Regions from separate parts of the Homo sapiens genome. Here region 1 is linked to region 2. Evidence: chromatin contacts called from ENCODE Hi-C or POLR2A ChIA-PET data. All regions are on one chromosome and are shown on one strand. The core of a region is the stretch at or near the end of the contact, and the rest is flanking DNA. Distances in the headings are between cores, read along the strand shown. Region 1 overlaps LOC124901083 (a long non-coding RNA gene). Region 2 holds the start of ECSCR (endothelial cell surface expressed chemotaxis and apoptosis regulator).

What was found. Hi-C counts contacts between places; a loop is a spot of excess contacts on that map. ChIA-PET counts read pairs that join two places held with the same protein, here RNA polymerase II (POLR2A). Pooled maps may share reads with other maps.
Region 1: a loop to region 2 is called in a map of endothelial cell of umbilical vein, with 7 times the contacts of the local background. The contact joins the enhancer-like site here to the promoter of ECSCR in region 2. A Hi-C loop is called at or near these places in 12 of 168 maps with a recorded cell type or tissue (CD4-positive, alpha-beta T cell, CD4-positive, alpha-beta memory T cell, CD8-positive, alpha-beta T cell and 8 more), 19 of 37 single-sample maps with no recorded cell type and 17 of 50 pooled maps. POLR2A ChIA-PET finds 5 or more read pairs at or near these places in 24 of 52 experiments (AG04450, B cell, BJ and 18 more).

Annotation. Positions count from the first base shown.
Region 1 is chr5:139,511,276-139,516,694 of GRCh38, forward strand. It overlaps LOC124901083 (a long non-coding RNA gene), which reads left to right. Exons shown (of 2, transcript XR_007058961.1): 2 at 1-1,659. Among named protein-coding and RNA genes, the nearest start is that of STING1, 31 kb to the left of the region's middle. Within about 2 kb of position 2,421, at least 2 of the 41 ENCODE cell types and tissues checked have a DNase peak (open chromatin) inside an H3K27ac peak, as active enhancers do.
Region 2 is chr5:139,460,899-139,466,172 of GRCh38, forward strand. It overlaps ECSCR (endothelial cell surface expressed chemotaxis and apoptosis regulator), which reads right to left and starts at 1,845. Exons shown (of 10, transcript NM_001077693.4): 1 at 1,712-1,845. The coding sequence starts at 1,772. RefSeq lists enhancers at 27-616, 617-1,205, 1,795-2,382.

The DNA.
Region 1 (5,419 bases), core at 1,171-3,670, 51 kb after region 2:
AAGCCAGCTGGGCTTCTGGGTCGGGTGGGGACTTAGAGAACTTTTCTGTCTAGCTAAAGGATTGTAAACACACCAATGAGCACTCTGTGTCTAGTTAAAGGTTTGTTTTTTGTTTTTTTTTGAGACAGAGTCTTGCTCGGTTGCCCAGGCTGGAGTGCAGTGGCACTATCTCAGCTCACTGGAAGCTCCGCCTCCTGGGTTCATGCCATTCTCCTGCTTCAGCCTCCTGAGTAGCTGGGGCTACAGGCACCCGCCACCACGCCCACCTAATTTTTTGTATTTTTAGTAGAGACGGGGTTTCACCATTTTAGCCACGATGGTCTCGATCTCCTGACCTCATGATCTGCCCACCTCAGCCTCCCAAAGTGCTGGGATTACAGGCGTGAGCCACCACACCCGGCCAAGGTTTGTAAATGCACCAATCAGCATTCTGTAAAAACGCACCAATAAGCGCTCCGTCTAGCCAAATGTTTGTAAACTTACCAATCAGCAGTCTGTAAAAACGGACCAATCAGCACTCTGTAAAATGGACCAATCAGCAGGATGTGGGTGGGGCCAAATAAGGGAATAAAAGCTGGCCACCCGAGCCAGCAGTGGCAACCTGCTTGGGTCCCCTTCCACACCGTGGAAGCTTTTTTCTTTCACTCTTAGCAATAAATCTTGCTGCTGCTCACTCTTTGGACCCGCACTACCTTTCTGAGCTGTAACACTCCCTGCAAAGGTCTGTGGTTTCACTCCTGAAGCCAGCGAGACCACAAACCCACTGGGAGGAACAACCAACTCCGGACGTGCCACCTTTAACAGCTGTAACACTCACTGGGAAGGTCTGTGGCTTCACTCCTGAAGTCAGCGAGACCACGAACCCATCTGGAGGAATGAAAAACTCCAGATGAACCACCTTTAAGAGCTGTAACATTCACTGCAATGGATCACAGCTTCACTCCTGAAGTCAGCAAGACCACAAACCCACCAGAAGGAAGAAACTCCAGACACATCTGAACATCTGAAGGAACAAACTCCAGACACACCATCTTTAAGAACTGTAACACTCACTGCAAGGGTCTGCAGCTTCATTCTTGAAGTCAGTGAGACCAAGAACCCACCAGAAGGAACCAATTCCGGACACAATAGCTTCTTCCTCCCTTGTGTGCTCCCGCAAGACTGGGCCTTGTCTGCCTCCAGACACTCCGTACTCTCTCTCACTGCTTAGATGGCTCTTTCCATCCCTCTTCCATCCTCCAAACACGCCATCCCTTCCCATGATGCTGCATTTTCCAGTGAGCAGACTAAGCTCAGAGCATCAGCAAAACCCTCCGTTTTTCTTGAAACTTTGAACTTCATGGAAGTTGCTCACCTTCTGCCTAACCACAGGGAAATGGCCCCAGGAAGTCTTCCCAGTCCCCATGTGGGTGAGGGCCTTGCCTCCTGTTCCAGGTCCACCCACATCTTTCCTATTTGGCCATGTCCATGTGTTATTATTACTGTTGGTTTGGTTGTTGGCTTCTTGGACAGACTATAAACCACAGGAGGACAGGCTTCAACCTTATTTATTCTCTGCTATGGCCCCAAGGCCTGGCACACAGCAAATGCTCTGTATAGAGTCATGAATGAGTGAACAAACAAATAAGTGAACAAACAAATAAATGAACAAACTCAGGATACCGGAACAATCCCTTAAACTGCCTGCAGGGCCAGGTTTGGCAGAAGAGCCTTCCTCTTTATGAACACAGATGGCAGAAGTAGGACAAGTCAAAGTGAATGTCAAATTTTTGTTTTAAATCAGGAAGAACCTTCTAATAACATAGATTGCATTGTGAAGTAGTGAGCTGTGGTCACCAAAGGGGTTTACAAGAAGGCTAGTGGGCTCTCTATGAGGAACAGTCTGCAGAAAGAATTCCAGACTGGACAGAGGTTGTGAATTCCCAAGGTCCCACGCCAGCTGGGCTGTTGAGGAAGCCATGAATGTATCTTTATGGCGAGGGAGGATTGAGGAGATAGATTTTTTTTCCACTTGAGGAATTTGGTTTTTTCGTTTGTTTTTGCTTTTTTCAGTTTTTTTGAGACAGAGTCTCACTCTGTCGCCCAGACTGGAGTGCAGTGGCCCGATCTCAGCTCACTGCAACCTCCACCTACCAGGTTCAAGCAATTATTGTGCCTCAGGCTCCCGAGTAGCTGGGACTACAGGCACGTGCCACCGTGCCAGGCTAATTTTTCTATTTTTAATAGAGACGGGGTTTCAGCATGTTGGCCAGGCTGGTCTCAAACTCCTGGACTCAAGTGATCTGCCTGCCTTGGCCTCCCAGAGTGCTGGGATTACAGGTGTGAGCCACCGTGCCCAACTGGAATTTAGGCTGGCTGAGCAGAGCTGGCCAGGTTCACTCATCCATACTTCCCCATCCCAGCCCATCACTTCTCAGGCCTGCAAGAGGCCATGTGACTGGCACTGGTGACACCTGGTGGCCAGTTGGACAAGGAGAGAGACAGCTGTCTATCTGGTTCATGGCTGTATCCCAGGCCTGGCAAAGAGAAGGCTCTCCCCTTTGAGGGATGAATGAATGAATACAGACTAGAAAGAGGAAAAGGAGGAATAGATACTCTCTCTTTAGCCTGGAGACCCACCAGGGCAATGAACCAAGACTGCATGAGAAGGCCAGAAATTCATCTGCTCAGGGTTGTGCAGACAGAAGGGCCTCTGCTCTCTCTTACCTCCCTTGTCTGTGCCTGTCCTGTGTTCTAGGGCACCTGTGAGGCAGGGGAGGGGCTATTTTGGGAAAAGGCTGATGTTAATTAAAGCTGCTTCTGCATCTGAGCTTAATCATGCTCTGAAGCTATGAATAGAGAGACCCGTGGGCTGGGTTGGAAGTGCCTGAGCAACACTCCTTTCAGAGAGAGGACACTGAGGCCAAGAGAGGGCAGGAGCCTGCCTAAGGTTCCAGAGCCAGGACTCCCAGCTCCAATTCATTAAGCCGTAGCACTGGTCACCTAAGATAGAAACACAGAAGAAAACAGTTGGTGTGGAGCCTGGAGGAGCAAGCACAAGCACCCTAGCCTGGCAGGCAGGGAGCGTTAACATCACCACTGACTCCGCCCGGCATGCACCTTTCCTTCCAGCCAAAAAGCCGAGGATCTGTGGGCTGCACCAAGTGTGCATCCCTCCCAACTCACCCAGGCTCCCTCCTCTCAATCACTCTGCTTTACACCCATCCCTTCAAGTGTATGGGCTGGCTTAACCTCTCTGGGCCTCAGTTTCCTAATCTGCAGAGGGATTGTTTGAAGTGTGAAAGAGACTATGTGTCAAGTGTATAGAACAGTATTTGACACATGGTCAGCATCCAGTAAGAACTACAGCTGCAGTCAGGCGCTGTGGTTCAAACCTGTAATCTCAGCACTTTGGGAGGATGAGGCAGATGAATCACCTGAGGTCAGGAGTTCAAAACCAGCCTGGCCAAAGTGGTGAAACCCCATCTCTACCAAAATACGGAAAGATCAGCTGGGCATGATGGCACATGCCTGTAATCCCAGCTACTCAGGAAGCTGAGGCAGGAGAATAGCTTGAACCCAGGAGGCAGAGGTTGCAGTGAGCTGAGATCACGCCACTGTACTCCAGCCTGGGCAACAGTGTGAGACTCCATCTCAAAAAAAAAAAAAAAAATGCCAGGCGCGGTGGCTCACACCTGTAATCCCAGCACTTTGGGAGGCCGAGGCAGGCGGATCACTTGAGGTCGGGAGTTCAACACCAGCCTGGCCAACATGGTGAAACCCTGTCTCTACTAAAAATACAAAAAATTGCTCAGGTGTGGTGGCACACGCCTGTAATCCCAGCTACTCGAAAGGCTGAGTCAGGAGAATTCCTTGAACCCAGGAGGCAGAGGTTGCAGTGAGCCGAGATTGCGCCACTGCAGTCCGCAGTCTGGCCTGGGCGACAGAGCGAGACTCCGTCTCAAAAAAAAAAAAAAAAAAAAAAAGACTGTCTCAAAAAAAAGAAAAAGAAAGAAAGAAAGAACCGGCCAGGCGCGGTGGCTCACGCCTGTAATCCCATCCCAGCACTATAGGAGGCTGAGGCGGGTGGATCACCTGAGGTCGGGAGTTCGAGACAAGTCTGACCAACATGGAGAAACCCCGTCTCTACTAAAAATACAAAATTAGCCGGGCATGGTGGCACATGCCTGTAATCCCAGCTACTCGGGAGGCTGAGGCAGGAGAATCGCTTGAACCTGGGCAACAGGAGCGAAACTCTGTCTCAAAAAAATTAAAAAAAAAGAACCACAGCTGCGATGATCATGTTTATTCTAATTAAGGCTCAATTTAAATCCTTCCCACAACTCCCAATTAAATGGGGAGAAACGTACTTGAGGTCAGGGTCAGAGTTCCTTGACTCTGTATCCAGAGAAGGACCAGAACACAGGGTATAGCGTGGTCTGTGTTGGCTCTAGGCAGCATCAGCTGGCTGGTTTCCTACAGGCTGGGCAGGGACTGGCCCTGCTGTCTGAACCTGGCTTTCTTGAGGCTGTAATGGCTTATTTATCTAGACTGGGCTTGGGATTTCTCTGATGGGTCAAAAATCAGAGAGACAAGGTACTGCTGGAGTACAAAGATGCCATCTGAAGCTGGGCGCAGTGGCTCATACCTGTAATCCCAGCACTTTGGGAGGCTGAGGCAGGTGGATCACCTGAGGTCAGGAGTTCGAGACCAGCCTGGCCAACATGACGAAACCTTGCCTCTACTAAAAATAAAAAAAATTACCCGGGCATGGTGGCGCACACCTGTAATCCCAGTTGCTTGGGTGGCTGAGGCAGGAGAATCACTTGAACCTGGGAGGCAGAGGTTGCAGTGAGCTGAGATCGCACCATTGCACTCCAGCCTGGGCAACAAGAGTGAAACTCCATCTCAAAAAAACAAACAAACAAAAAAAAAGATGCCACTGCTAGCTGCCCTGGATAGTACAGGTAGGACTCAACGCCCCAGTAGAGCGGTAGAGATGGGTCAAGAGGTCCACAGAGACCACAGAGAAGAAAGTTGATATATGCACACAGGTTCTCCTTGGCATCCTTGGGAGGAGATACATCCTTAAACTAGACCCCTGTGGGTGACAGCTGGAGGGGGACTGGAAGGGCCCGATACTCCCCAATCACTTCTTCTCCTCCACCCCAGGGATGGCTTATTCTAGTTCCTCTTCTCTCTCACCAGATGCCAGGTGCTAGAATTGTCTCAAGCTTGGAATATGTCCAGATATTCATTAATTCAATACTTAACACATATTTATTGATCCCCTTCTCTGTGCCAGGCACATTGCTCTGTGAACAAGACAGACACAACCCTTGCCATAAGGAGTTTACATTCTGACTGGGGGACAAAGAAGCAGACAGGCAAAACTCCACTTAAGCACTGTTTTAGGAGTAAGCCTGGGGCTTCAGGAGAG
Region 2 (5,274 bases), core at 595-3,094:
AAGTCCTGGCTTTGTCGCTGTCTGACCTAGGCCTCAGTTTTCTTTACTTTGAAGTACAAGTGACCAGCCTGGGCAACATGGTAAAACCTTGTCTCTACAAAAAAATGCAAAAATTAGCTGGGTGTGGTGGTGTGTGCCTGTAGCCCCCAGCTACACAGGAGGCTAAGGCAGGAGGATTGCTTGAGCCCAGGAGGTCAAGGCTGCAGTGAGCCATGATCATGCCACTGCAACTCTGGCCTGCGCAATGGAGCAACCCTGTCTCAAAAATAACTAAGTAAAATGCAAGTGGTATCAGTACCTCGCAAGTTGTTGTGAAGGAAGGAAAATGCATATGAAGCACTTAACGCAGTGCCTGACATGCTCAATGAAGGCCAGACACTTTTGTTTTTGCCCTGTTCTCTCAAATCCTCCAAGTCTCAAGTCTGCCCTGCCTCTGGGTATCCGTAGTCAAGTCCCTTTATGGGCCTGAATGTGCTCAGGATTCCTCAGTCCACCAAGATGAAGGAGCCAGGAAATGCTCTGCACACTTCAGGATGAAGGGTTAGGAAACTCGGGGCGGGTGACAGCAGCTTAGGTACAGCCGACACAGGGCATTTGAGAGTGCTGGCACTTGCCTGGGAGAAAACAGTGGGTAGGGAGGCTGGGAAAAGTCTCGGCCTGTGAAAATGCCACCTCATGAGCTTCACCTGCAGTTTCCACAACAGCCTTGTTCCCCAGCCCCAGACCTGTGACTCTGTCATGGAGGGGGTAGGAGGGGATGGGGACAATCAGAGTCTTGTCCTCCAGCCCATGGACTTTTAGAGAAATGCCTGACATCTCCGGAAGCCAGTGTTCTGGTACTCAGGCCCTCTTACCCACCACCGACGAGGGGCCACCACCCCTCCCCATCTGAGCCCTCTTGTGCACTCTTTCTGCTGCTTTGAGCACAGAGGACTTGTAGAGGGTGAGGTGGGGGCAGAGCAGGAATGGTCAAAGGGAAGTTGCTGCCCTGTGAGTCAGAATGCCCTGGACTCGTCATGATTCCCAGCAACTGCTCCCTGATGAGAGGACCCCTATGAGCGGCTTCACAACTCATTGGCTGGCAGAGCCTGTCAGAGAGGTGCCATTTCCAAGTAGCCTCCTCTGGAGGTCATCTACTCTAGCCCCCTGGATGTGAGAATGTTAAGCACATCCTCCTTGGTGAATAGTTCTTTGTGTCTAACCTGAGTCCCTCTTGCTGTGATTTAACTTTAAAATCTACATTAGGAATTCCTAGGTTGCTACTCCTCATGTGAAAGGAGAGAACAGATCCCCTGTGAAGCCCATGGTGCAGAGGATTTGTGTTAGAACAGTTGAGAGAGTGGCCGTCGTCAGCCCTGCCCCAAGATCAGAGGGTGAGGGTCATGAGTAGCCTGAGCACATCCTAGAAGGAGCTTTGGGCCTGGGTCTTGCACTAACACAGCTCCCTCCCACAATTCAGGAGGCCAGCCTTTATGGGGAGCCCAGCTCCCCCAGGACAATTTCCCACAAGAGGGTTTAACCGTAGCTCCATTTTACCCCTGCCTGGTAATCAGGACCCCCCAATCCAACTGATCTTCATGGAAAGGCTCTGGAATTTCCCCTGGGCACAGCCCCTGGATGGAAAGCATGTGTCTCCTGAGAAAGAGACCGATGCCTAGAATGGCCAGCTGCGGAGAGGAATTGCCATGGGAAAGCGGCAGGCACCTCTTACCTCGGAACAGGAGGAAGCCCAGGATCACCCAGCACAGCTGCATGGCTCCTGCGGTGCCCATGTCAGCTGGGTATGTGGCGGGCAGGCAGCAGCTCAGTGGAGGCTCTGTCCATAGTGGAGAAGAGAGAGGGAGTGCTGGGGCGGGATGGGGGTGGGGACTGGCTCTCCAGGAGCTTCCTGTCAAAAGAATAGAAGGAAACACATTGGGACCAGCTCCAGGGGCCCTGCTCAGCCATGTCCAGATGAGGATGTGAGGCTGCAGCAGCGACTGTGCCCACCCAGCATGGCCTCTAGTGCCTATGCACAATGACCAACCATGGCAACCTGGCCCCATCCCCATTCTCTTCCCTTCTGAGGGTCCATCAGGTTCCACCACAGACCGCCTGGGGGTTTTCCTGGAATCTAACACCAATCCCGCCCAGTACTGTTTCAGACCAGGTTCTCCTTTCCCATGATTCAGCCTGGAAGCCCAGCCCACCAGTCACCCATGCTCCCTGGACCCTGAATTCTCCACATTCCTCTCCCTCCTCAGGGATCCCAATGCAGATAGGACTCCCCACATCTTTCAGAGAGGCCCTATACGCATGATTATTATTCCTTTTTTACTTTTTTTTTTTTAAGAGTTGGGGTCTTGGCCAGTAATCCCAGCACTTTGGGAGGCCCACGCCTGTAATCCCAGCACTTTGGGAGGCCGAGGTGGGCAGATCACGAGGTCAGGAGACCGAGACCATCCTGGCTAACATGGTGAAACCCCGTCTCTACTAAAAATACAAAAATTAGCCAGGTGTGGTGGCAGGCGCCTGTAGTCTCAGCTACTGGGGAGGCTGAGGCAGGAGAATGGCGTGAACCTGGGAGGTGCAGCTTGCAGTGAGCCAAGATCGTACCACTGCACTCCAGCCTGGGCAACAGAGTGAGACTCCGTCTCAAAAAAAAAAAAAAAAGAGAGAGATGGGGTCTTGCTATATTGCTCAGTCTGGACTCAAACTCCTGGGTTCAAGTGATCCTCCTGCCTCGGCCTCACAAGTAGCTGGGACTTCAGGCATGTGCCACCAAGCCGGGTATCGTTATTCTTAATAGAAAAGCAAGAGTCCCCCTATTTGAAGCACTCCTCCCTCTGCATCCTCACTGGGGTGAGGTGTCCCCTGTCCTCGGCATCCAGCAGCACTCATCCTTATCCCAGGATTCTCTCTGTTGCAGACTGCAAGCCAGCATTGTGACTTTTTTCAATATTCCTAGGACCTGGCACAATGCCTGCCACATAGCAGGTCCTCAGCACATATTTATTGAACTAAACTCAAAAGATTTAAGGTCAGGGCTGCGCAATGGCTCATGCCTACAGTCCAGCACTTTGAGACGTTGAGGCAGGAGGATTTCTTGAGGCCAGGAGTTTGAGACCAGACTAAGCAACACAGCAAGACCCTGTCTCTACAAAAAAAAAAAAAAAAAAAATTTAATTAGCCAGTCATGATGGTGCATGCCTGTAGTCCTAGCTACTCAGGAGGCTAAGGCAAGAGGACCTCTTGAGCCCAAGAGTTCAAGGCTGCAGTGAGCTATGATCAGAGTGAGACTCCATCACTGAAATTAAAAAAAAAAAAAAAAAGATTCGAAAGCAGAGGAATGTCAGAAACAATCCTACCTCCTTAATATTAATTATATTATTGTTATTAATTCCCTTCCAGTCTATTTGCCTTCCAGTCTTTGACAATATGCATATACATATACAATCATTTAAATGAATGGTATCCTTTTTTCTTTCCTTTTTTTTTGTTTTTTTTTTTTTTGAGACAGAGTCTCTCACTGTTGCCCATACTGGAATGCAGTGTAAGATGTCTGCTCACTGCAGCCTCCACCTCCCAGGTTCAAGCCATTCTCATGCCTCAATCTCCAGCGTAGCTGGGACTGCAGGCTCACGCCACCACGCCCACCTAATTTTTGTATTTTTAGTAGAGACGGTTTCACCATGTTGGCCAGGCTGGTCTCAAACTCCTGACCTTGTGATCCACCCACCTCAGCCTCCCGAAGTGCTGGGATTACAGGCATGAGCCACCATGCCTAGCCCTTTTTTCTTTATTTTCTTAATATTTTATTTTGAAACAGTCACAAGAAAAGTTGGAAGTACATTACACAGAACTTTTTTCCCTGAACTGTTGTTCAGAGTAAATTGTCAACAGGATGCCCCATCACCCCGAATAGTTTAGTGTGTATTTCCTACAAGGGACAGTCTCCTACATAATCACAATACAGCCATCAAAATTAGGAAATTAATATAAATATATTAATACCATCTAATCTTCAGATCCTATTCAAATTTTGACAGTTGTTTCAATAATGTCCTTTATAGCGAAAGGATCCTGCCCAGAATTACTCACTGAAAGTCTCTTCAGTCTCCTTCAATCCGGAATAGTTCAGACTTTCCTTGATTTTCATGGCCTAAACACTTTTGAAGGTTACAGTACAGTTATTTTATAGAAGTTCTCTCAATTTCGGTTTCTCTGATGTTTCCTCATAAGATTTAGGTTATCTAGGCTGGGAGCAGTGGCTCATGCCTGTAATCCCAGCACTTTGGGAGGCCGAGGTGGGTGGATCACGAGGTCAGGAGACTAAGACCATCCTGGCTAACACGATGAAATCCCGTCTCTACAAAAAATACAAAAAATTAGCCAGGCGTGGTGGCGGGTGCCTGTAGTCCCAGCTACTTGGGAGGCTAAGGCAGGAGAATGGCGTGAACCCAGGTGGTGGAGTTGCAGTGAGCCAAGATCATGCCACTGCACTCTAGCCTGGGCGACAGAGTGAGACCCTGTCTCAAAAAATTAATTAATTAATTAATTAATTAATTAATTAAAATTTAGGTTATCTATCTCGGCAGTGACATCAAAGAAGCAATGTTGAGTCTCTCTCTTTGCATCCTATCAAATAATGCATTATTTTTTCCTTTTTTTTTTAAGAGACAGGGTCTCAGGGCTGGGTGTGATGGCTCACGCCTGTAATCCAGCACTTTGGGAGGCCAAGGAGGGAGGACTGCTTGAGCTCAGGATTTTGAGACCAGCCTGGGCAACATGGCAAAACCTTGTCTCTGCTAAAAATTAAAAAATTAGCTAGGTTTGGCGGTACATGCCTATAGTCCCAGCACTCAGGAGGCTGGAATGGGGAGGATGGCTTGAACCTGGGAGGCAGAGGTTGCAGTGAGCCAAGATTGTGTCACTGCACTCCAGCCTGGAAGACAGAGCCAGACCCTGACTCAAAAGGAAAAAAAAAAGAGAGAGAAGGATCTGGCTCTGTCACCCGGACTGGAGTGCAATGGCACAATCTCACTTCACTGAAGCCTTGAACTCCTGGGTTCAAGTGACCCTCCTGCCTCAACCTCCTGAATTGCTGGGATTACAGGCATGAGCCACAATGCCTGGCTCAATTTTTTTTTTTTTTTTCTGCGATGGAGTCTCGTTCTGTCACCCAGGCTGGAGTGCAGTGGCGTGATCTCAGCTCACTGCAACCTCTGCCTCTTGGGCTCAAGCAATTCTCCTGCCTCTCGGCTCACTACAACCTCCACCTCCTGGGTTCAAGTG